Linked DNA regions of Mus musculus: regions 2 and 3 are each linked to region 1. The links are chromatin loops, found by intact Hi-C in ENCODE. Cell type or tissue: heart. All regions are shown on one strand. Region 1 holds the start of Pcnx3 (pecanex homolog 3). Region 2 holds the start of Neat1 (nuclear paraspeckle assembly transcript 1 (non-protein coding)). Region 3 holds the start of Scyl1 (SCY1-like 1 (S. cerevisiae)).

The links. A loop is a pair of places that touch in the nucleus more often than their neighbours do. Peaks named below come from ENCODE experiments on the same cell type or tissue, not always from the same donor. Only the 100,000 strongest peaks of a DNase experiment are listed, where the experiment ranks them.
Region 2: a loop joins it to region 1, with 2.0 times the contacts of the local background. A loop is called at or near these places in 5 of 42 quality-filtered maps.
Region 3: a loop joins it to region 1, with 2.9 times the contacts of the local background. A loop is called at or near these places in 3 of 42 quality-filtered maps.

What each region holds. Positions count from the first base shown.
Region 1 is chr19:5,686,599-5,694,598 of GRCm38, forward strand. Pcnx3 (pecanex homolog 3) reads right to left here and starts at 2,310. Exons shown (of 35, transcript NM_144868.3): 1 at 1,399-2,310; 2 at 853-1,040; 3 at 521-620; 4 at 29-68. The coding sequence starts at 1,551. It overlaps Map3k11 (mitogen-activated protein kinase kinase kinase 11), which reads left to right and starts at 2,533. Exons shown (of 12, transcript NM_022012.3): 1 at 2,533-2,668; 2 at 2,879-2,914; 3 at 3,091-4,390. The coding sequence starts at 3,649. In heart, CTCF peaks have their summits at 2,131 and 3,387; DNase peaks (open chromatin) are centred at 2,333, 3,113, 5,703, 6,223 and 5 weaker places; H3K4me3 peaks cover 7,013 bases; H3K27ac peaks cover 6,721 bases.
Region 2 is chr19:5,844,716-5,852,715 of GRCm38, forward strand. It overlaps Frmd8 (FERM domain containing 8), which reads right to left. Exons shown (of 11, transcript NM_026169.4): 11 at 6,259-8,000. The coding sequence ends at 7,906. Neat1 (nuclear paraspeckle assembly transcript 1 (non-protein coding)) reads right to left here and starts at 763. Exons shown (of 1, transcript NR_131212.1): 1 at 1-763. In heart, CTCF peaks have their summits at 912, 1,616 and 4,562 (motif pointing left); DNase peaks (open chromatin) are centred at 936, 2,016, 3,476, 5,596 and 7 weaker places; H3K4me3 peaks cover 6,517 bases; H3K27ac peaks cover 7,447 bases.
Region 3 is chr19:5,766,461-5,774,460 of GRCm38, forward strand. It overlaps Scyl1 (SCY1-like 1 (S. cerevisiae)), which reads right to left and starts at 4,959. Exons shown (of 17, transcript NM_023912.3): 1 at 4,760-4,959; 2 at 4,263-4,403; 3 at 3,743-4,092; 4 at 3,261-3,351; 5 at 3,009-3,164. The coding sequence starts at 4,870. In heart, no CTCF peak of the experiment used is centred here; DNase peaks (open chromatin) are centred at 4,011, 4,651 and 4,971; H3K4me3 peaks cover 2,105 bases; H3K27ac peaks cover 1,751 bases.

The sequences.
Region 1 (8,000 bases):
CACCCAGCCCAGAACAGCAGCCACCTACCTCTGAGGGGCCCAGAATCCTCCATCCGGGGCAGCAACTCCTGATAAGACAGGGGAGAGAGAACGAATAAACAAGCGGGGCGAGCGAGGAGCAGGCTGGGAGCAGGCCCACACCAGGGGCTGACTCCGAGGAGCAGGCTGGGAGCAGGCCCACACCAGGGGCTGACTCCCAGGAGCAGGCTGGGAGCAGGCCCACACCAGGGGCTGACTCCCAGGAGCAGGCTGGGAGCAGACCCACACCAGGGGCTGACTCCGAGGAGCAGGCTGGGAGCAGGCCCACACCAGGGGCTGACTCCCAGGAGCAGGCTGGGAGCAGGCCCACACCAGGGGCTGACTCCCAGGAGCAGGCTGGGAGCAGGCCCACACCAGGGGCTGACTCCGAGGAGCAGGCTGGGAGCAGGCCCACACCAGGGGCTGACTCCCAGGAGCAGGCTGGGAGCAGGCCCACACCAGGGGCTGACTCCCAGGACAGCGGCGAGGGGAGCCTACTCACCGAAACCTGGTTGAAGCCAAACACAGAATGCTGGGAACTGCAGCGTACAGGGGGCGTGGAGCTCACCTTCCGGAACACCGTCATCTCCACACCAGGGTCCCTGCAAACAGGAAGAAGAGCTGAGCAGAAGCTCTCAGCTGTGCTCTCTTTACGGTTTCTTCTCGCCATCCGTAACACCCCTTCCTCCTCAAGACTCCCTTCGACTGCTTTAACCCTGACTACAGCAAGTACTTAGAGCCATTGTCCCCTCAGCCTTCTCTATCCTCCAAGACACAGCCACAATCCCAAGCACAGAGAAAGGACAATCCCTGACACAGCCCACAGCCACTCACCTTGGGAGACTGCTCTCCCCCTGGGCAGCCTCTTCTTCCTGCTCCCCCATGGTAGAGTTGCGTTTCTCCACAATCTCGCCCTGGTCGAACATGGCATGCAGGCGATAGTTCACAGTCTTGATGGTAGCAAAGATGACAGCTACCACCAGGCAGTACACTCCAGCCACCATCAGGCTGGGGGGCAGGACCTGGAGATGACAGTTAAGTTGGATCCTTTCTCACAAAACCCTTGCTCCCTTGAGGGTGTACCTGCCACCACTGTAAAGAACTAGGATTCATCGGTTTACAAAACTTCATCACCCCTTCATGCAACAGTACAAAGAGCCCTGTTAGGGGTAGCCCTCTGTTTAACCGGGTAGATTAAATGAGGCGCTCAAGGTCACTCCATGCAGAAAAGACTTGGTCTTTCCTCTATATAAAACCAAAGTAAACTCTACAGTGAACTCTACAGTGACTCGCTTCACTCCACGCCCCAGGACTCAAGATGCCCATCCCTCCAGACTACACTCCCTCTCGCCATAGTTACAGGTGGTGGCAGCCTCTCACCATGTACAGCAAGAAGGGAAAGATGAGCAAGAAGATCCAGACATAGAGATGGAAGCAGTTGGAGAAGGTGCTCTGATGCGGATCGAAGAACCATCCCCCAGTGAGCGAGGCCCACACCCCCTGGCGCAGGATCTGCAACACCTGAGACCCCATGGCCCAGCCGCTGCTGCGCACGCCCTCCTCCCGGGACCCTCATGGGGGCGGCCCCCGGCCCATGCCCCGCTGGCGCCCGAGGGTCCCGGGGTCCGACTTAGATTTCACGCCATGGCCTCCCCCAGACGGGGGAGGGGATTGGTAGGGTGAGGGCACAGGCAGGGGGCGGGGCCGGCCCAGGCAGTCAGCGGATCAGGCCGGGATACTGGGGTGGGACTGCATCAGAGGCGGGGCCTGGGCCCCCTCCGGTGGCCCAGAACTGTTGTAAAGCGCCGAGCCTGAAAGCAGGCGCAGGGCAAGGGCTGGGCACCCGTCGGCGGCATCCAGAGGTGGGCGTGGAATAGGTGCTCTCGGAGTGCCAGTGATAGGTCCCTTGGCTCCGGACCGGAGAAATCCTTGGGACCCTGAGGTCCACTTCCGGGGTCGCAGGTCACTCGCTTGGGGCTCTGCGTTCGCCCCGCTTCTACCGGTGCCGGCGCAAAGGGGAGGCCGGAAGAAGGAGCCGCGAGCTGCCAGCCTGCACTGGCGCATGCGCCCGTTAGAACCTGTTGGGACCCGGAAAAGGAAAACCTGGCGGCAGAAGTGCGCAAGCGCGGAGAAGTAGCGAAGTGACGGGATGCAGAGGTATCTTAGGCGCGCGCGCAGTCAAATTCTAGAGCCACCAAAATATGGGACGGCCGGGTGAGTCGCCATTGGGTAACGACTTGATGACTGGCGCAAAGCTTTTCCAATGCGTTACAGGAGGCGGGGAAAAGCTGGAGAATGGGACTCCTCACGGCTACTTCCAGTTTGCGTTACCGGGTCACACCCCCGACTTGGGCCGCCTCTCCTTAGTGCGAGACCGTAAATCATGGTTGTCGCTTGGCTTACGCCTCTACTTCCGGGTCAGAGCTTAGCCGAAGCAGAGAGTGATCCTGATCAGGCCTGAGTAGTCGAACAGGATGACATAGGCTTTCTTAAAGTAACAGACACAGGACAAGTGATGAACTAACGAAGAGGTTGTTGAAGGCCCTTCAACTCTGAATCTAATCCCGGGCAAAGTTCTGAACGACAGTTTCAGGTTTTTGCCTCTCGGGTGAAAGGAAGATAATTTTAAATGGTTCCAAGAGCTTCAAGTGTAAGCCGATTTTGAAGTCCCAAACTTCTCTGTTCACATCCCCCTCTAGCACTGAAAAGCAGGGTATCTTGTTATTTCATATATGGAAAGAACGAATCTTAAAGAGCTCTGCAACTTCGTAGCCAAGACCAGATTTTGGTTTTGAGGCAATCACAAGGGTGATTTGGCTGATGAGAATTCAGACACAAGGATTCTTCTCTGTCTTTGCAGAGATCCACTTCGACCGTGAGCAGAGGAGCACCTAACGTAAGGCTTAGAGTTGTGCCGGTGTGTTTGGGGGCGGGGGAGGCGGGAGGAACTACCTGGCCCGCCTTCTACCTCTCTTGGCCAACCTCCCCGGGAACTCCCGTGCACAGCTGCCGGGAGCCTCCGGGAGGGGAGCGGTGCAACCCGCCCACGTCATCTGATGCTGTTTCCTGCAGGAGGGAGAAGAGCGGAAAAAAGTGAAACTCCACCCTCCACCTCTGCCTCCCGCCCCCGGGGCCAAAGTACAAAGGGAGGAGGAAGAAGGGACCGGGGTCGGAGCTGTCGGGGCCCAAGGCACTAGCCCAAGAAGAGGTAGCTTCGGCTCAACTGGGGACTTTCTCTTACCTCTTGTGCCTGGAGACAACAACCAGAGTCCGGGCGCTGACCCTGGCAGGCCCCACCTTACGGTAGGCGGGCGCTGAAGCCAGGTTCCCAGGACTACTTCGGAACTGAGGGACTCTGCTGCTCCAATTCAGCCATGGTGAGGCGCCGGAGGCCAGTGGGCCCCACCCCTCCAGCCTGACCACACTGCCCTTGGTGCCCTCCTCCAAAAGCCCGAGATGCGGGGGGCCGGGAGGCGACACTCCTGGCTCCCCAGAGAGGCGTGGGTCTGGGGCTGAGGGCCAGGGCCCGGATGCCCAGGTTCCGGCTCTAGGGCCTCACAAGCCAGCGGGGGTGGATACCACGGGCACCCGAAGAAGGTCCCCCACACATTCCAACGCCGGCTCCCTGCCATGGAGCCCTTGAAGAACCTCTTCCTCAAGAGCCCGCTGGGGTCATGGAACGGCAGTGGCAGTGGGGGCGGCGGGGGTACCGGTGGAGTCCGGCCGGAGGGGTCTCCGAAGGCAACAGCAGCTTATGCCAATCCTGTCTGGACAGCCCTGTTCGACTATGAGCCCAATGGGCAGGACGAACTAGCCCTGAGGAAGGGCGACCGTGTGGAGGTGCTGTCCAGGGATGCAGCCATCTCAGGAGATGAGGGCTGGTGGGCGGGCCAGGTGGGTGGCCAGGTGGGCATTTTTCCATCCAACTATGTATCTCGGGGTGGAGGCCCACCCCCCTGTGAGGTGGCCAGCTTCCAGGAGCTGCGACTGGAGGAGGTGATCGGCATCGGTGGCTTCGGCAAGGTCTACCGTGGCAGCTGGCGAGGGGAGCTGGTGGCTGTGAAGGCAGCCCGACAGGACCCTGATGAGGACATCAGTGTAACAGCTGAGAGTGTTCGACAGGAGGCCCGGCTTTTTGCCATGCTGGCCCATCCCAACATCATTGCCCTCAAAGCTGTGTGCCTGGAGGAGCCAAACCTATGCCTGGTGATGGAGTATGCAGCTGGTGGGCCTCTTAGCCGGGCCCTGGCTGGTCGGCGTGTGCCCCCCCATGTGCTGGTCAACTGGGCTGTGCAGATTGCCCGAGGAATGCACTACCTGCACTGTGAGGCTCTGGTGCCTGTGATACACCGAGACCTGAAGTCCAACAACAGTGAGTTTCCAGGGGCATGAAGCATGGGCACGGGGAGGCTCGGAGCACGGCCCAGCCGAGGCCCAGGTGCACACGTCTCCTAGCTCAGCTGAGCCTAGTTAGGGAGATGCTGGCCTCACAAGCTCCTTCCTGAGAGGAGTATTAGATGTCCAGGGAATACCCGTGGCCTATCAGTGACCCCCAAAACAGGAATCCCCGGAACCTGGCAGAGTTCTGCCTCTGTCCTGGGAGTCCCTAGTCCCAGTCTTCAGCTGAAGTTTTGACAAGTTTTCAAAACTGAGCTCTCTCAGGCGGCCCTTCAGCACCCTGCTTTACCGTGGTCACCACCTCAGGGAAGTCTTCTGGAAGCTGCTCCTCCAGCCTTCCCCTTCCGAGATTTACAAACGTGGTGTTGCTTCCCTCCCTCTCCCATAGGCAGCTCCTTCAGGACAGAGATCTCAGCAGGGAAGACCCTCCTCCCTGCTCAGAGACTAAGGCTGTTCCATCCCACTCTTTCCTGCCTACATGTTCTCCGGCCGATTATTTCACCTCAGAACCTCAGTTTCAGCCTCCCTAGAATGGGAACAATGAGACCAGAGCAGCTTAAGGACCTTCAGAAGCCCTGACCCAGGATGCCCAGCAAGCAGGGGTCCCCCAGGCCAGGGATGCAAATATGAAGGGAGACTCCATCTCTCACTATCTCGGACTCCCATTCGCTGCCTGTCATAGGCCCAGGAAAAATTGGTGACAGGTTCAGACAGCTTCCTGAAGTGGGCAGGCTTCAAGCCAGTCCAAAACAGGCAGCACTTAGTGAAGTACTTGGTTGGGTGGGTGTCTGGGCAGGGCCTGACCACAGTGCAGGCTCAGAGGCAGAGGTCAGCAATGTGGAGACAGCGGGACCTGGGTCTGCTGGAGCAGAGGGCATGGGCTGGGGACAGTAGGAAATGTAGTGGACATGGTCCTGCGTGACAGGAGAGTGCAGAGATTCTTAGGGGCATCAGCACGGACATTTTGAGCATCTTGGCCTCAGCTACTGTAAAACAGGGGCCAAAGGAAAGCAGCAGCAGAGCCAGGGGACCCAGTTCCATGTCAGCTGACCACCCCCTATCATCTAAGAGCAGAATGGGTGGGCCCAAGGCATATAGGGACCCCCACACATGCTCCCTCCACTAGCCTGAGGGGGATTCCCCGAAGGCCCAGGGGGTGGGGGCTCCTGTCTTCTGTTTTTCCTCCGTTCTCCTTCCAGAAAAAAATGGAACAATAGTCCAGGCCCCTGCTCCCCACCCTCCACACCGCTTCCTGTGTTTCCTGCTGCCCCTGGGCTGGCTTCCTGCCCCAGCTCCAGCTCTGTTCCCTCCCTGGCCCAGCTGCCTGCAAGGGAGGAAAGAGCTGGGGGTGGAGGGGTTTCGGGAGAGGAAGGAGCCAGGGATTGCCCCCCTCCAGGCCCTAGTTCCCCTGTTTCCCTCTCAGAGTCTGGGTGTTGGTGAAGGGCAGGCAAGGTGCCCTCAGCCTCTGAGCCTGGCATCCAACCTTGCAGACCCAGTCCTAGGCCCGAGTTGCTGTCTGTGGGATTGGGGTGGGGGGAGTCCCTGGGCTGGGGTGGGGGGGAATCAGGCAGGAAACAATGGCATGATTTTCCTGGACAATGGGGGCCTTGTGAGGAGGCCTGGCCTCGAGAGAAGGGGGAATTCTCCAGGCCCACGAGTCACAGGACTGACCAGCCAGCCGGCCTGGACCTGACCTCCCCCAATTTGCCCCCAAAGAATACCCCCCCCAAGTTGGCCCAGGCCTCCTAGAAAGGAGAAGTAGGGACCATGAGAGGAAAGCGGAAGAGGTGTGAGCTGGCCAGGCTACTCCCTAGCCTGACAAAGGCCAGGAGGGGGTGGGGGGACAGTAAGGAGACGGCTGGGAAGCTGCCCCAAGCTTTGAGCTCTGCAGCTTTTCTGAGTGGCCCCTGACCTCCCAGGCCCAAGGTCTCCATCGAGCATCACAACAATAACTTAGGACCCAGGCAGGATGCAAAACAAGCTGGAGGAGAAGCTGAGGACGCAGAGGTGAGGTGCCTACAAAACCCAGAGCGGAGACGGAGGTAGCAGAATGGCTGCAGATAGAGGCCTGAGACACCAAGTGCTGCCTCTTACCAGAATTCAGATTCCACAACGAGAAAAGAGGCAGGTTGGCTCCCTGCCTAAGAACACGATGCAGAATGTGCTCTGCCCGTCTGTGGGCAACCATGTGTGCTAGAGACCAGGCTGGAGGCAGGAGCAAGTCCTCAGTGGAGGGTGGGTCCTGGCTCCGGAAAGAACCTGTGCTCTCTCCCATCCTGCCCCAGCCTGTTGTGGTTCCTCCTGAGATGAGCTTGCACAGGCCTAACAACGGGTCCCTGCTGCCTTTGGCAGGCTGACCTGGGGCTGGAGGGCGGAAGTTAGGATTAAGGGTGGAGAGCAAGAGTGGGCTCTGACAGACGTGAGCACAGGATCTCTATGCCGAAAGACATTGAGAAGAGTTCTGCCACACGTCAGGCCCAGGCTAAAGGCTTTTCAATGTCTGAACTGGTCTAAGACTCCTGGACAACCTGTGAGGTACATTTGCCTTATCGGAGCCAGACTCACTCCCAGTGCAAAAGAGGAGTAGGAGGAGTCAACACCATTCCCTGAACTAGGAGAAACTGGAAGGAAGTCTGCCAGGAGTGGGGGCAGAGAAGAGCCACGCAGGGCATGTTGACAGTGGGTAGAGCGCATCATTGCTGTCTTGCCATGTAAGAGGGGGCAGGAGTCTGGAGTGGATGGAGGCAGCCCAGAGGTGGCAGCGTCTGTGTCTGCGCTCGAAGAGCACCAGAACTGAAGCATTCAGAGGGAAACAGAGTCACGAACAAGAGGACCTGGGAACGGATGGTGTGGGTAGGGGTCAGGCCTTAATGCCAAATCACCCGGGAAACGGGTTCTGGCTTCAGGCCTTTGAAGATAAAACCTGGTGTGATTCCTCCTCCAAGAAGCCCTTCCTGGCTCACCTGGCCACATAGATGCCCTCCCCCCTTCCTCACGCTCAGTACCTATCCTGTCCCATTGCAGCCCTGACTGATAGCCTGTAAGAGAGCTGGGGGTGTGCCTGCCACATGCTCAAAACAGAAGGCACTGCTCACCACTGATGGGCCCTTGAGGATTCAGACGTGGTCCCCTGCTACTCTGCTGCTCACTTGAACTGTTTTTATCCTGGCAAGATTTTGCTAAGATGTTGCCTCTCTTTTTCTGAGATTGGTAGCCACACTTGGACCAAAGCTAAGTGTGACCCCTGCCAAGTGTGACCAGAACCTTCACCTCCCTCTCTCTTTACACCCAACTCCTGCTGTAGACGTCTTCTGAAGTCTTCTGCTGTGAGAGGTTGTGATGGTCACAGTGCTGTGACCTCCTGGAGGAGATCTTTGCTCTTTAAGGGCTTCCCTCCCCGTTCCCTGGCCTAAGTTCCGATTCATACTCCTGCCTCAGCAGAGTGACAAGACACTCAATGGATTCTCTTGCTTGCTCGCTCACTCTGTGTGTGTGTGTGTGTGTGTGTGTGTGTGTGTGTGTGTGTGTGTTTCAAGACAGGGATTCTCTGCGTAGCCCTGGCTCTCCTGAAACTCCATTTGTAG
Region 2 (8,000 bases), 160 kb after region 1:
GGAAGCACGGAACCTAGGCAAAGTCCAGAGAGGGCACTGCTATCTGAAAAATAAAGTTGTGATTAATGTGGCCCCAAGACTTGCGCCTTCAATCTCCATGGTCCCCGCCTGGCAGACCTGACAGTAAAAACAACTTGTCTCTGCAGCCTCCTCCGGCCTCCCCTCGCACCCCGAAGTGGGTGCAGACAGGCCACACCCAAATTACATACCACCCTGGGCCAGAGCTGTCCGCCCAGCGAAGCTAAGTCCACCTTCCATAAGACCAGGCCTCATCCCCAGGTGGGTTCACAACCCCTTATCTGGAAAAAAAGGGGTCTGCTGGTTTTGTCAAGATCAAAGGCGACCTCCACTACGCACCTAGTCCTGCCCCACTGCCTGTCCTCTATGATTTCCGGGGCCTTCAAGGGCCCCCAGTCCACCCGTCTCCATCAACTGCTGCTCTGCCACTCAAGTTAGGACACTGCCCCCATGTAGGCCTGTGAAACTTGTGCCCTCCTGGACGTCAAGTGCCAGCAGACAGCAGGGATAGCCTGGTCTTGAAAGCTGCTGGTTCTTTGTGGATTGTTAAAGGCGCTTTGGAAGCTGCCTTCCACACGTCCACTGTCCCAAAATCTAGTCTCCTTTATACTTAGCCCCGCTTCTCCTCGCACCCCCATCCTAGTGGCTGCCTCTAATTCTGCCACCTCTCTCATCTGAGCCCTGAACTGGCCACTGCCTCCCCACCACTAGCCCCAAGAGCGAGCCCTCCTTGTCACTAACTCCTACAGGTGGAGGTTACAACTTTTGCTTTTATACTCTTGTGTCGCGTCACCCAAACACTGCTAAACGGAACGATTCCTCCACGGGCACTTAAAAAAAAGTTCCTCCCCGACCTAGCCACAGAGCCAAAGGAGCCCACGAGGGGCGGGTCATGGCCTCCGTCAACCGCCACTCCCTCAGATTGCTCAATGATCCTTTTCTGCTCCTAGCGGTGCGTCACAGGATGAAGGGCATATCCAAAGATGATATTTGGGCGGTGAACACCACCGGGGATAAGTAAGTCCCCTTTGCTGCTGAAGGGTAGGGTCAGCTGTTGGGGAAGAGGGTCACACCGAATGTCAGCGCTGAAGGAAAAGTACACGGGTCGCCTCAGGTCACCACGCCCCGACGAGGTCCGAAAGTAGGGCCGGCAGAAAGCCTGGAAAATTCCACTCGGTGGCGGAGGGATCTCTGCGGTGGCGCGTCAGGCGGTAGGGGTGGGGGGGTTGGGGCGGGACCGGGCGCGTGACTTCTCGGGCGTTGCCGCCGCCTGCTCGCAGGGTGACGTCAGTGCGGGCAGCAGCAGGGTGGGGGTGGGGAAGAACTATCCCAGCAGCTTGGGTGGAATGCTTAATTGCGTCTAAGGTTAATTAAATTGCGGGAAAGGTGGTTGCAAGCTATGATAAAGCAAGACTTTTGTATGGTACACATGCATATAGAATGAATGTGTGTATGTAATGTTTATGGTTGAAGAGCGCCCAGTACAGTTAAGTGATTTTAGAAAACATTTTTGCTTTTGGGTGTGGTATAGTGAGAAAAAATATTTTTAAGCTGCATTTCTCTGCGACAGTGTATGGTGGAGTTCAAGGCGTGGGTTTAATGACCACTGGGGGAGCCAGGCTGGCTGTCTACTTGGGGTGGGGTCCAGCACAGGTCCAAAAGCAAACGTTGTCCACAAACAAGGGCTTAGTGAGGGTTTTGAAAAGGGGAATTGTCACCGCCCATGTCAGTGAGGAGCTCGGACAGTCTGACAACCCCCCACCCCCACCCCACCCCGCCATGAAGCATCTACTCAGCTCTTCTGCCACCTGCCTCCACATCCCCCCCCCCCCATACTCCCCAAAATAAAAAAGCTGGTTCAAGCACGCAGAATGAAAAAGGCAGCTGGCAGAATTAACTGCCCGGAAGTCTCCTCCCAGGCTCGACACCCACTCTACAAACAAAACCACCCAGTGACAACAGGCTCCCTTAGCAACCCGGAGGAGGGAAGGAGGGGGTTGTTTTCCGGCCTCTAGCATATGGAATCTGCAAGCAAGGCCCGGCCTAGACTGCACCCTCCCGTTCCCGGAAAACTGGTGACTCTCTCTCTCATGTGACCAGCACAGAGGGTGATTATGTGGCAAGTGCTGGCTTGCTCACCGGTTCTTATGCCACGTAGATTCCTGCGCCTCACCCTTCTCCAAGGGCTAACCTAATCAGCCTTTTATTTATCTTTCTTTCTTTTTAATTCCAGAAAGGGTCTCATTTTGTCTCATACTGGCCTGTACTTCTTGGCTCATCCTCCTGCCTCAACCTTTTTAGTGCTGGGATTACATTACCACTATGTCCGCCTGGCATCAGTTCCAAGTGTCGGTGGTGGGTGGCGGTGACTGCCTGCAAGAACAGGGAGTTGCTTGTTAAAATGTTCTAGAATGCCAGGAGGCGGCTATGAAAGCAGGAGGGAGGGAGGGGCTCCCTGTGGCGGGCCTAGCCTGTGGAGTCAGTCTTTTCTGACTTTGAGGTGCTTAGGCAATTGTTCAACCACCTTCAATTTCCCTTCATATTATTCTTCAGTCCCAGGAACAGCTTTTGAGACTTTTTTTTTTTTGAATTAGTAGGAACAGGGTTAATTGGTAACACACCAAGCCTAGGGCTGTGTAAAGCTAGGTCGCCTGGTCACGCACAGATGAAGCATTTGTGTGCTCACAAGTCTGCAGCAGCCCAGGGACTGTCTCCAGTTCTCAAGGGCAAGATGGCAGTGTCAGAGGCTCCTGGCCTTCAAGGACAGTTTTCTTTGGAAACAATGTATTTGAGGGGAGAGGTGAGGAGGCCTTAGGGCCGAGGCTGTGCCCACCCTTCGCTGGTGGACATACCCAGAGTTTCTTCCTTCACACAGAGGACCTCCATCCCACTGAAGGACTAGGGCAGAGCAGCAACTCCCCCAATCAAAAAAGCTGTTCCAGGAGATTGTGGTAAACAGGTCTGTGGGTGGGGCTGAGGGGTGACAGCCAGAGGAGCCTGCCTGGTTTCTAAGGCATGCCCCTTCCCAGCTATGGGATTCTGGGATGGAGGGCAAAGAGCAAAATGGGGTTCTCTTTGTGATGTCCGATTAAAGGGGGAGCACGCTCCAATTTCTTTCTCAGGGACCTGGCAGCCCCCCACTGGCCTCATCTTCTTTGGAAGTCAGCTCAGCCCTGTTGTTTCCAGACCCAGGCAGACTCAGAATTTCCTACAAAATCTCTTGGAATAGAGAGAAGGGACGAAGTGCCCTAAAGGCAGGGCCATGCCAGTATTGCTACCACAAGAGAATATTCTGGAACTCCAGCCCCCATCCTCCATGGATCCAGTTTCTAGGCTGTAGTGTTTTTAGGTTCCCTTGTGCTTCTCCTGGTGCCAGAGGCCCCTCTGCCCGGGCTCCTTCACACTGAGCCCTGAGACATGCGGGTCAGGAAACTGCACAGTCACTGCGCATTGGCAGGAAGCCTTCCCATCCGCACTCACTGCCCTGGCAGGAGCTGGAACCGATAAAGAAGCCCTGCCCCAAATTTGCCAGGCTCTTCTGGTGGGAAGGGGCCCATCTCTCACCCTTCCCCCACTGTTGCAAAAATCTGGAAGTGAACTCTTTTTATGAAAACAGATCTCACCCAGTGGCTCCCTGTCTCCCTACAATCATAAGCTCTTGTAGGCCAGGGCTGCAAAGTCACCTCTCAAGGGAGCTCTAGCAATAAGTCAGTCTGTCCCATCCCTCCCCCAACTTGATTTGTGGGGGCAGGGTTTCTGTCTAGTGTGTCCTAGATCTCTGAGCCCACAGCTCTGGCAAGACGTGGGCACCAGCGTGGATGACTTCAGCTTATATTTTCTAAAGGTCACTCTGAATCCTGCGGGCTCTTGGTAAATATTTGTGGACTGACTCAAACAAGGAGCTCAGCTCTGCTGCAGTGCATGTGAGCCCGAGGACTGGGGTGGTGGCGGCGGCGGCGGGTCGGAGGGTGCTCTGAGGACCAGATGTAAGCAGAAGGGATTTGAGGGGGTGTCCTCAGACAGCAGGAGGGTGCTCAGGTGTGGACCCCTGCCTTTCCTGGGCATTAGGTGGGCTCTGTGTGCTTCTTGTCTCAGAAGCCTTTGGCTGGTGTCCTGGGCGTGTGAAGAACTTCAGCCAGACTTCAGGCCGTGACTTGCAGAATGCAACAGAGATGGTATCAGCCCCCATCCAAAGCTCCCAGGGCTGTGTTTCTGATTTATCCCCGTACTTTGCTGAGCACTTAGCCTGGCCCTGGCCCTAGGGTCTTGGATTCCCGGCTTCTTTGTCCCTCCCCTTCCCGGACCTTTCCCTGAGCTCACCTTTCTGACACCATTTCCTCTTTTCTCAGCCCCCAGTTCTCTGTGCCCAGAGGTGCTCTGGCAGGAGGTAGGAACTGTAGCCCAGCAGACAGGCTTCGTTTACCCTGGGGGTTCAGTAACCTCCATGACCCCTCTGGTGCTTGCTCACAAACGGCCCTGCTTCCTATAGTCCTTGAATTGCATGTCCTTTCCCAGCCTCCCCCCTAGGAACCAGTTCCTGTAGGGCCATCTGCTGGTGTCGTATTTCCCTTCCCCCTCCTCTGGGACCAGCACACAGGTCACTCTTCAATGAGAACATCCTCAGGCTAGGACCTGCTTGCCACCACAGGGACCCCAGCTTGCTCCACACGGGCTCACTAGGCTGTCCTTGAGCCTTCTACAACCTGGCTTTGGTCTGAGTGCCATCCTTGAGCAATCACAGAGGTTGGCCCGGCTTCTGCCAGCTGCACAGTGGGTGGCGTGACACCCCCTTGCTGATCTTGACCTTGTATAGGAGGGCCGTGCTCATTGGCTTAGGGTGTCTGTGACCATTACTGAAACCACCCAAATGCCTGTGACCTGGCAGGTGGCAGGAAACCGAGAGGTCTTAGAGACCTCTTTAGTCTTTCTGTTGTAAATCGTATTTATGTAAAATAATTTAAACTGGGACCAAGCTCCGAGGTATTTAATCCCAGCACTCAGGAGACAGAGGCAGGCAAATCTCTGTGAGTTTGAAGCCAGCCTGGTCTGCAGAACAAGTTCTAAGACAGCAGGGGCTACAAGGAGAACCCCTGTTTTTGTTAAGGGGGAGGGTCAACGGGTTCTCTAGTACTAGGGTGCTTATGCAGCAGTCACGGGGCCCTGGGCTTGCTCCCAGGCATTAAAAGGACAGAAGACTAGGTGAGGGCTCGGTGAGTGGGGAATGAGGGCAGCTGGGAAGAGGAAGGTGCGCAGTGCAAGGCCAGGGGCTGAGACAGCAGCTTCCGTGGGAACCGGGTGGAACACATGAGGTGACTGTCCTCAAGCCCTGCCCACCTCTGGATTTCCCCAAACAGTCCTCCTGGCTTTGAACATTGGGACTGAGTTGACATTTTACAGAAAAACAAACAGTTTCCAAAGCAGAATCCATTTCATGGTCCTGGATCCTGGGGTTCTCATATACCTGGAACCCAGGGGCACGGGGAAGGTTCTGGCCATCAAGAGTGCATGTTCTTGAGTAGGGCTTCTGTCCCTGGAGGTACATTCCGTTCCAGGCGCCACAACTGGGCTGGGCCGGGCCTCAAGTGCTGACTCACGATGCCTGCAGCCCAACAGAAAGAGAGGGCTCAGCTGCCCCCTGCTGGTCACAGCTGGACCTGCTGTTCTGCAGGCTCAGAAATGACTCTCCACCCCTAGGCACTGGACTTGGGGGTGGGGGGAAGGATCTGAACCCAGGTACAGTCCTGGACTGGGTGGAGTGCCAGAGACTTCTGAAGGGCTTCCCAGTCAGGGACAAGGACGGGTAGTGAGAATCTGCCCTGAGATTTACTCTTCCCTCGGGTCCAGGCTGCTCTGGTTTGCAAGGCTCCATCCAGGTCAAACTCAGGCTTTCCTCATGGCCTCTCGGTTCCAGTTACCTTAAAGCTATCACCCCAGAACTCAGGAGGCTGACAGAACCAAGGGTTTAAGGCGAGTATTGGTAACTTATCGAGACCCCCATCTCAAAAGTAAGGGACAGGAGCTGGAGAGATGGCTCAGTGCACTGGCTGCTCTTCCAGAGGTCCTGGATTCAATTCCCAGCAACCTCATGGTGGCTCACAACCATCTGTAATAGAACCGATGCCCTCTTCTGGTGTGTCTAAAGACAGGGACAGTGTACTCACATATATGAAGTAAATAAATAAATCTTAAATAATGAAAAAGACATGTGGCTCCCTTCCTCTGAAAACAGTGAGACTGAACCTGCAACCTCTGGTCTTTATTCCATAGGGCCAAAGCTCCAAACATCGCTGCTGCCACAGCTTGCAGTGGGGGAAGTACAGGTTCCTCCCAGACAGAAGTGAGCCCAAGTCTTCCCAGACCTGGTTCCTATGGAGACCTGGAGACCGGTCCCCAGGAGCTACCAGATGAGATTTTACTGGGGTGAAGACCTGAGGCTATACCATGGGCACACAGGACACGTGTGGTTACCATACTCTGGCTATTCCATATTATAACCATTCCAAAGTGTGCTAGGTGATGATTTTATTAAGTCCAGTGATAGGAAAGACTGGGAACACTCAAGACATTTATTTAGTAAAACAGTGCTCTGTCCTAGAGGGTTAAGGCACATGTGGTAATTAAAAAACTCAAAGGCTCAAATGGAAATGTAGAGTTTGTGTACCTGTGCACACGCATCTGGGCCCCTCACATAATGATCTGAAGCCATCAACAGCAGTCAAGATGACCTAAAGGTTGCCAAGAGTGGGCTGGTAGCTCAGGGAACACACAAGGCTCCTAAAGGGTTAACTACAGTGGCAGGTGACATCATCTTACAGACAATGCCTTATAGTGAGGTCAGCCTTTTCTTTCTCTCTGCTGCCAAAACTTCTGGAGCTCACTGGCAGGCAAACTGGTTTCATTTTCAGAGATGATGGTTTCCATTTCTGTGGCTTTCCACCAAGAAGACAAAGCTAAGCTATGTCTCTGGGATCCAGTGGGGATTCCCAGGGAGTACAAAGGGCTTAAGGGCCAGGACAGCTCCACTCCCAGAACTAGCTCTTCCCAGGAGCAGTCAAGGCTGCCAGGGGTGCAGAGCTGGGGACAGATAGGCCTTTGCGATGTCCTTCGGAGAGAGGTGGCTTGAGCCGCTGTGGCTGGCCTCAGGGAATCCCACAGTGCAGTGCAATTCGGAGTTGCCACGCCCCAGGCTTTATCAGCTCAGAGCACAGGAGACAAGGCAAAATCTAACCCTTAAACCCAGATCACAGGAAAACAAAGGAACTGGTTGGTATGGGACAGCCAATCCAGCCCAGGGACATGTAAGGGCTTTTCCTATGTGCAGCATGGAACCGGTTCCTAGGAGAGCCACCATTCAGCACAGAGACATCAGTAAAGGCCAACAAGAAAGGGGTTAGCCTGCAGAGGTGCCCTCCAGTTCCAACATAACTTAGGGGAAAAGGTGGCAGCCTGGCCGGCCAGCATGGTGGAATGTCAGCAGAAGGAATGCAAGATAAAGTCACCAAGGGCCCATGACCGAAGGCAAACACTGAACTTGCAGGTCCCAAGCTCTGCCTTCAGTCACCTGCCATCGGAACCGCCAGCAGTCCCTCCAGAGGGAAGACCAGTGCACTTGGGGAAGAGCAGGAGGGCAGCAGGGTTTGTCAGCTGCCAGCCTGGAGCAGAGGAAGAGGCAGGCTGTAGAAAGGGCTGGAGCACAGCTCTACCCACACCAGGCTCAGGGAAGGCTTGGATGTCAGTTTTCCATGGTCTGAAACTCCAGCAGACCCTGCACAGCACCCCACCCAGGCCCACAGCATCTGAGACGAGTGTGGCCTGGCCCTGCCTAGGGCTGTGCCTGGTTGTGTCTAGGGCACCCAGATGTCCTCCTGCTGCTGGCCGTGGCTTCCCTCAGCTCTGCTCCAGGCTGTCGTCGGTGGGCTGCACCACGGTGTAGCTTCCCTGGCTGGAGGAGAGCTGTCGGCTGAAGAAGGAGGTGGTTCGCT
Region 3 (8,000 bases), 80 kb after region 1:
GACTCTTCAGTGTAAATTGGCATAACAGCTCTACCACCGCTCTGAGCGTTCAACCAGAAAATGCTCATAAAAGCTGCCAGCGAGCCAGGTCTGACCACCCACACCATGGCCAGCACTAAGGAGGCGAAGGCAGGAAGACCGAGAGCTGGAGGCCAGCCTAGGCAACACAAGATCAAGGCCAGCCTGGGCTATAGAGCTAGAGTCTTCTAGTGACTGTTTTTGCTGTATCCCTGTCACTTAACCTATAAGGTAATCAACCACTAGAGAGCAAACCCCTTCATCTGCGTGTCCTTTGCTGTTCACAAGAACCCACACGAGGAAACTGAAGCTCGAAGTGAAGGATCTTACTTGGCTCCTTGCCCTGGCCTGGTTGATACACAGGGTGCAGTTTCTGGAGAGCCATAGAAAAAGTCAGGAAATAGGCACATGGTCTTCTACCAGACCTGGGCCAAACCAGGCTTGACAGTCATTAGTCTTTCTAATACTACCACCCTGAGGCTATAATACCCACAACACAAACTCCCTGAGCACAGACTGAAAACTAAAGCATCCACTCATAGTATCTTAAATAGCCCTCTCCGCACTGTTACAAGGTAGGAAAGCACATACAGGCAAGCTGAAACACAGACAGAAAGGGAGCTTGGTAAAGACGGCTAAGAAGTAACCAGCACCCCTCTGTGACTTTGCAGGACAATGCTGTCACTTGCCCATTACAAAGGAAGACAAGGAGAGTTAAAGGTCCCACGGCTGGTCACGGTGGCACATGGTGGCACGTGCCTTCCAAGCACTGGGGAGACCAAGGCAGGATGGAGGACTCAAGGCCATCCTGGGATGCATAGTGAGGCCTTGCCACGGGAAGAAGAAAATCAACTATCTGGGTAGTCATTACCCAAAGCCCCGTGTCCCGTTTTACTGCCACCCTCAGGAACAGCCTGGCCCAGAAGCAGTGACCCTGGCTGAGGTGCAAAATGCCAAGGAGGCTTGGAGCTATGTAGTCCAATGTGGGAAGCAAGGAGGCAGGGAGGTGACAAGGTTCAAAGAGAGCGAATCACAGCCAAGCCACCCTTCCAGAGAGTCACAGAGGGCTCTCTTCACTCCCACATTCTCCTGGAGATTAGCCAGAATCTGCCCATTTTCTATGGGGCACATTTTCAGGGGACAGGCAGCCTGGCAGAGTCAGTCATGTGAAGAGAACTCCACATAACAACAACAACCAGTACCCCCACACTGCCACACTGGCCAGGAGATATTGGGAATCCCAGCTGCTGCTTCAAGATATAAAACTTTGCTACCAGGCATGGTGAATAATGTCTTTAATCCCAATACTCAGGGAGACAAAGGCAGGAGAATCTCTTCGAGTTCAAGGCCAGCCTGGTCTACATAGTGGGTCTCAGGATAGCCAGGGCTACAGAGTGATACCCTGCTTCAAAAAAAACCAAAAAAACAGAAAAGAAAAAGGAAAGAAGAAAAAAGAAGAGAAGAGAAGAGAAAAAAAGAAAAAAAGAAAAGAAAAGATAAGATAAGATACTGGCCTTCCTGATTCACCCCAACAATGCACCCTGCTCCTCTGAGGTCTGCCACGTCCTGCCCAGCTCCTGATTCTGTGTCCCCTCCATCAGCTAGGTCAGAGCAGAGCCGCAGCCCTTTGTCACTATGTCACTAAGAGCTGCTGGATGCTGTTGACTCCCTTGCACTGACACGGACGCTGAGATTCAAGAGGTGCTCTTCTGTCCCCGGGGACCATCTTTCCCGAGTCACCTTCCAGATGGCTCCTATCTTGAGTCTTTCAGGTCCCGGCACAATTCTCTAAGGGACCCTCAGACATTTTCCTCCCAGCACTAACCCAGGGAGCACAGGTTTGCTCAGAAATATTTCCTGTCTCTCTCCTGTAATGAGAGCTCACAAAGGTGGGGACCTGTTTGTTTGCTCTGTGCTGGGTCCTCGAGGGCAGATCTGACTCTCCTTCCTCCCCAGCACTCTGTGTGGCACCCATGAGGAACAGAGCAGCAATGCAAGTATGAAGTGACTGGTAGGTCATTGCTGAGTGACAGGGGAGTCATCAAACACCTGCCGTGTGCTCACCTGTATACAGCAGCCCGCACTACCCGCCCCCACAACGTGTGGATTCAACAACCAGACAGCAAAATTATCAGGAAAGAAAGCATTGCCGGTACTACATATGTACAGCCTGCCTTTTCCTGCCATAGTTTGCCCAAATATCATGATATAGTAACTATTTACACAGGACGTGTACTACCTAAGGTGCTAGTAAGTTAGCTACCAATAACTTAAAGAATACAGGAGGGGGTGGGGTAATGGCTCAGTGGGTAAAAGTACTTGCTGTACAAAAAGGAGGAACTGAGTTCAAATCCCCAGCACCCATGTAAAAAGCTGGGCATAACTCAACACACCTGTAACCCCAGGGCTATGGAGATGGAGACAGAAGGATCACTGGAAATTACTGCCTCCAGCCTGAGTGAAACCCTAAGTACTGGGGGTCAGGCAGCAAGGGACAGAGCAGGATACCTGATTCCCTCCTCTGGCCTCTGCACATTTGCACATAGGCAAGTCCACATCCTCACACATGCATATATACCACACACACACACACACACAATTATGTAAGGATATAAATTATATGCAAATACTATGCCATCTTACATTGAAGATCAGAACACCTGACAACTCTCAGGCATCCGAAAGCCAATTCCCCACTGTGCTGGTTAGTTCTACACCTAGGAAGATAGGGTCTCAACTGAGAAAATGTCTCTATCAGATTGCCTACAGCCAAATCTGTTGGGGACATTTTTATGATTAGTGATGGATGTGGGAGGATCCAGTCCACTGTGAGCAGTACCACTCTTGGGCAGGTGGTCCTAAGTTATATAAAAAAGCAAACCGGAGTAAGCCAGTGAGCTACATGCTTGTCTCCACACAATCCAAATGTGAGACGCCAAAACATAGGTGAGAGGTCCTGACAAGGAATCCCAGCGTGGACGGGGGCTCACCTGAATCTCCTCCAGGAAGAGGTTGGTCTCAACAAAGCGGTTGCTCATGAAGCCACCGGGTGCCCGGCAGTTCTGCAGGAAGCGGGCCGGGTTGGGACGTACTTTTGGGTTAGCTCCCACCAGTTCACAGTAATGGGTCACCAGGGATTTGGGGATCTGTAAGAGAAGATTCCGTGTCAAGGAAAGAGTAGTGGTGGGTGGCAAGAAAGAAGGGCCTAGGACAGAGGAGGCAGGCAGAGGCTGGGCACTTACCTTCCCAGGGTTGCGCAGGGCAGCTGCCCGAGGTAGAGACCCATTGAAAACTTCCCAGATGAGGCAGCCCAAGCGCCACATGTCTGCTGACCTGCAGTAACCCAGAGCTGTTCAGGGCTCCCTAGAATATGCTAGTGCTGCCTCCAACCTGCTTTAGGTCCCAAGCACCCGCTGCATCCCAGACCCTGGCTGCGTCCCTGAACTGAGCCCTCCGCCCCAAGGAGTTTGTTTCATTAGCCCCATTTAACAAAGACACCAAAGCTCAGAGAAGGACAGACACCTGCCTCCAACACACAGCTTTCAAATCCAGAAGCACCGAACACCCAAACTCTGTCCCTCTTAGCCAACCACCTCCTCCTGAGATCCTGCTTCCCCTGCCAGGCAGGCAGCAAGGGAAGGGGTTTCCCAGCGGGTCTAGGGGTCGCCAGAGTCCAGGAGCCTCAGTGCGGGCAGATCAAGGTACGGTGACCTCGGGCACCCACCACTTCTCTCTGACTGCTCTGCTACTGCTGTCAGCCAGCTCCGGGGGATCATACTGCTCGAGCTCCGGGATCCCCTTGCTGGGTGGTCCCCCGCCGTTGCCCTGTGCCGAGTACATGTAGTCCAGACCCCCAAGTTTCCACTCGCCAGCCCTGTCCACAAACACAGCGGCCATGCAGACATTATTGTGGATGAGGTTGCAGTCGTTGACCAGGAAGCTGAGGGCTTTCACGATCTGGTGTAACCCCCATGACAGCTCCTGCTCCTTCAGGCCACCTGCTTCTGCTCGTGCCTTGAGGTATGTTCCCAGGGGGGTCACAGCCTCTGTCACGATGTGGAGGCACTTTTCTGTCTGAGTAAGAAAAGGGGTATCAGGGCACGGTGCCAGAAGAGGAAGGGAAGATGAGGGGCGTGACAGGGAAAGAGGCAGTGGAGAAGATACCAAATCTGAAGCTACTGAAGCACTTGGGTACAAAGTGAGGGCCTGAGGAGAGTAAGATGGGTAGATCGGGCGACAGGTACCTCCAACCCATCGATATAGGCCAGGATGTTGGGGTGTCGGAGAGTTTTGAGGCGTTTGAAGGCAGCTTTGGCCACCTGGGTCTGCTCTTCAGCTCCCGGTTTCACATCATACACGAAGATGGACACTGCGCTGCCTGTGGCCTGGTGGAGGACAGACAGAGCAACCTGAGAGGCACGGGCCGGGTGATCTCTCCAACCTGCCTGGGCTACAGCAGCTCCGAGCCCATCTCCAAAACAGAAGGGAAGGGACTCCAGCCAGTCTCGCCCTAGGACAGCCCTGAAGGAGCTAGCCAGGCCCACGTGACCCCCGTCCGGTTTGCTTGTCCGTCCCTCGGTCCTTCCGCCCGCCACGTCGTCACTGCTCGCCCCGCTCCCCAGCCCGTTGCCGGGATTCTCGGTCGCCGCCACGTCAGGCCCGGCGCGACACAGCGAAGCCGGCATACATAGTAGGAAAGGCCGAGGTCGGCCGCGGCCTTCGGAGCAGCGCAGTATCTCACCTTTTTGCGGCCTCGGTGCAGGATCCAGGGCCCGGGCGGCCCGCCTTCGGGGGGCTCAGGGCTCAGCTCGAACGGGAAGTCCCGGACCGGGTCCCGGGCAAAGAACCACATCGTCGCCGCCGCCACGGGCTCGGGAGCCTCCACTCCGGGTCCTCCGGCCGCCCGAGCCGGGGCGGGGCGGGGCGAGGGCGGAGCCAGTCTGGTCTATGGGCGGGGTTTGAGTTGGGGCGGAGCTTTAGGGTGGGGCCTTGCGGGAGTGAGGCTGGACTGAAGGCAGACCTCCCTGGGCAGGGCGGAGCGTGACCGGAAGGGTGAGCCAAGATGGTCATCTGAATGCTCCCAACTTGTGGCCTTGTATAGATAGAAAAATTGAGTGTGATAGAGAGTAGTGAGTGCAACCGTTGTAGAATGAAGAGGGGAGGGGTTCAGGAAGTGAGCGTGACAATAGGGCCTATCTAAACCTGGGGGGGCAGGGGTGGAAAGAGATGGGGAGATAGAAAAGAAAGGCTACTAGTGGCAGGCAGTATGATTGGAAAGTAATAGTAGTGAGGAGAATGGTTATTGCTCTCATTTTTTAAGATATATTTATTTTATGTATATGACTACACTGTAGCTGGCTTCAGACACAACAGAAGAGGGCATCGGATTCCATTACAGATGGTTGTGAGCTGCCATGTGGTTGCTGGGAATTGAACACAGGACCTCTGGAAAAGCAGTCAGTGCTCTTAACCCCTGGTCTCTCCAAACTCCAATGGTTATCTCTTAAGCCAAACGCTCCTTCAACAGGCAATGGGCAGATTTGGGGTTCAGCGAGGAATTTAGTTACTACAATAAAGGTACTTGAGACCTTGAGAGTGGGGTTGAGGTGGAGATAGGCAAGGGGTGACACAAATGTCCTGAGAGGTCTGGGAAACTGTTGTTAGAGAAGTATGTCCAAAGTGGACATGGGTGCTGGCCAGAGTCCTGCAGGAGCTTGAAGCTGGGAATGATGTTTGAGTCACTGAGCTGAGCTGGCAGTTGGAACATGGCAAAGCCAGGAATAAACCTTTTCTTCCAGAATGTCTCTCAGCACCCTCTGTTGGCCCACAACCTCCTATAACTCCAGTTTTAGGAGCGCCAATACCCTGTGATAGTTTGTATATGGTTGGCCCAGTGTACTCCTATTAAGAAAATACCTCTGTGATGGTTTGTATATCCTTGGACCAGGGAGTGGCACAATCTGGAGGTGTGACCTAATGGGTGTGTCATTGTAGGTGTGGGTATAAGATCCTCACCCTAGTTGCTTGGAAGTCAGTCTTCCACTAGCAGCCTTTGGATGAAGACATAGAAATCTCAGCTCCTCCTGCGCCATGCCTGCCTGGATACTACCATGCTCCCACCTTGATGATAATGGACTGAACCTCTGAACCTGTAAGCCAGCCCCAATTAAATGTTGTTTTTTATAAGACTTGTCTTGGTCATGGTGTCTGTTCACAGCAGTAAAACCCTGACTAATACAGAAGTTGGTACCAGAAGTGGGGTATTGCTGTGATAGGCCTGACCATGCTTTTATTTGAAAGAATGTGGATTTTGGGACTTTGGATTTGGAAAGCAGTAGAATGCTTTAAATGAGGCTTAATGGGTCATCCTAGTAGGAATATGAAAGATTTTGTTGCTGGGAGTGATTTGAACTGTGTTGACCTGGCCCAAGAGATTTCAAAGGAGAAGATTTTCAGAATGTGGCATTAAGACTGGTTTTGTGGTATTTTGGTGAAGAATGTGGCTACTTTTTGCCCTTGTCTGAAAAGTTTGCCTGAGGCTATTGGTAAGCCTAGTTGGAGTGGAACACCCCAGTGTATTGGAGATGTCAGTACCATGGGATGATTACCAAGAACAGCAGCCATAGTGGAGTGGATCAACCTGAGCTTAGAATGCTACAGAGGGCAGAGCTGGAAAAGTGATGCCAGCCCTTAGGAGGAGTCCAAAAGATCAAGTGGAATCCCAGACACTGAAACAAGAAGCTGTAACATTGAAATTGCCTTGGAGACTCAAAGATGTTAAAGATGCCAGAGCCATGGGATACATGCTGAGGAAAGCTGCTAACAGGGAGTGGAACCAGCCCAGGAGAAAGCAGTTTGTTGCAGTCAACAAAGATGAGAAAGGAGTGGAGATCTGAAGACGGCTTTGACATCAGCCATGGAGATGCAGAGTTTGGAATTTGCCCAGCTGGTTTCCTGCCTTGCTTTGGGGATTACAGTTAATTAAATTGAATGAATCTCTGAAGAAACCTTGAACTTTGGACTTTTAACATTGTTGCAACTGCTATAGACTATGAGGACTTTGAAAGTTGGACTAAATGCATTTTGCATTATGCTATGTTTAAGTATGGCCCCCATAGACTCATGTTTTTGAACAAGTCTATGGGGACCAGGGAGTAGAAAATGATGGTTTGTATATCCTTGGACCAGGGAGTGGCACCATCTGAAGGTGTGGCCTTGTTGGAATAGGTGTGACCTGGTTGGAATGGGTGTGTCATTGTGGGTGTGGGTATAAGATCCTCACCCTAGTTGCTTGGAAGTCAGTCTTCCACTAGCAGCCTTTGGATGAAGACATAGAAATCTCAGCTCCTCCTGTGCCATGCCTGCCTGGATACTGCCATGCTCCCACCTTGATGATAATGGACTGAACCTCTGAACCTGTAAGCCTGCCCCAATTAAATGTTGTTTTTTTATAAGACTTGCCTTGGTCATGGTGTCTGTTCACAGCAGTAAAACCCTGACTAATACATACTTCCATAGGAAAAGTCTGGGCTAGAGAGATGGCTCAGTGGTTGAGAGCACTGACTGCTCTTCCAGAGATCCTAAGTTCAATTCCCAGCAACCACATGGTTACAGTCATCTGTAATGGGATCCAATGCCCTCTTTTGGCATGTTTGAAGAGAGTGACAGTGTACTCACATACGAAAAATAAATAAGTCTTAAAGAAAAAAGGAAAGTCTATAGGAGCTGAAGAGATGACTCAGGGCTTAAGAGGACCCAAGCTCAACTCCTAGCATCCACATAGCAACTCACAACTCTCTGTAGCTCCAGTTCCAGACAGCCTGGTACCCTCACACAGACATACATGGAGGCAAAACATCAGTGCACATAAAAATAAATAGTTTTTAAAAGAAAAGGCTGGCTGGGCAGTGGTGGCGCACACCTTTAATCCCAGCACTTGGGAGGCAGAGGCAGATGGATTTCTGAGTTCAAGGCCAGCCTGG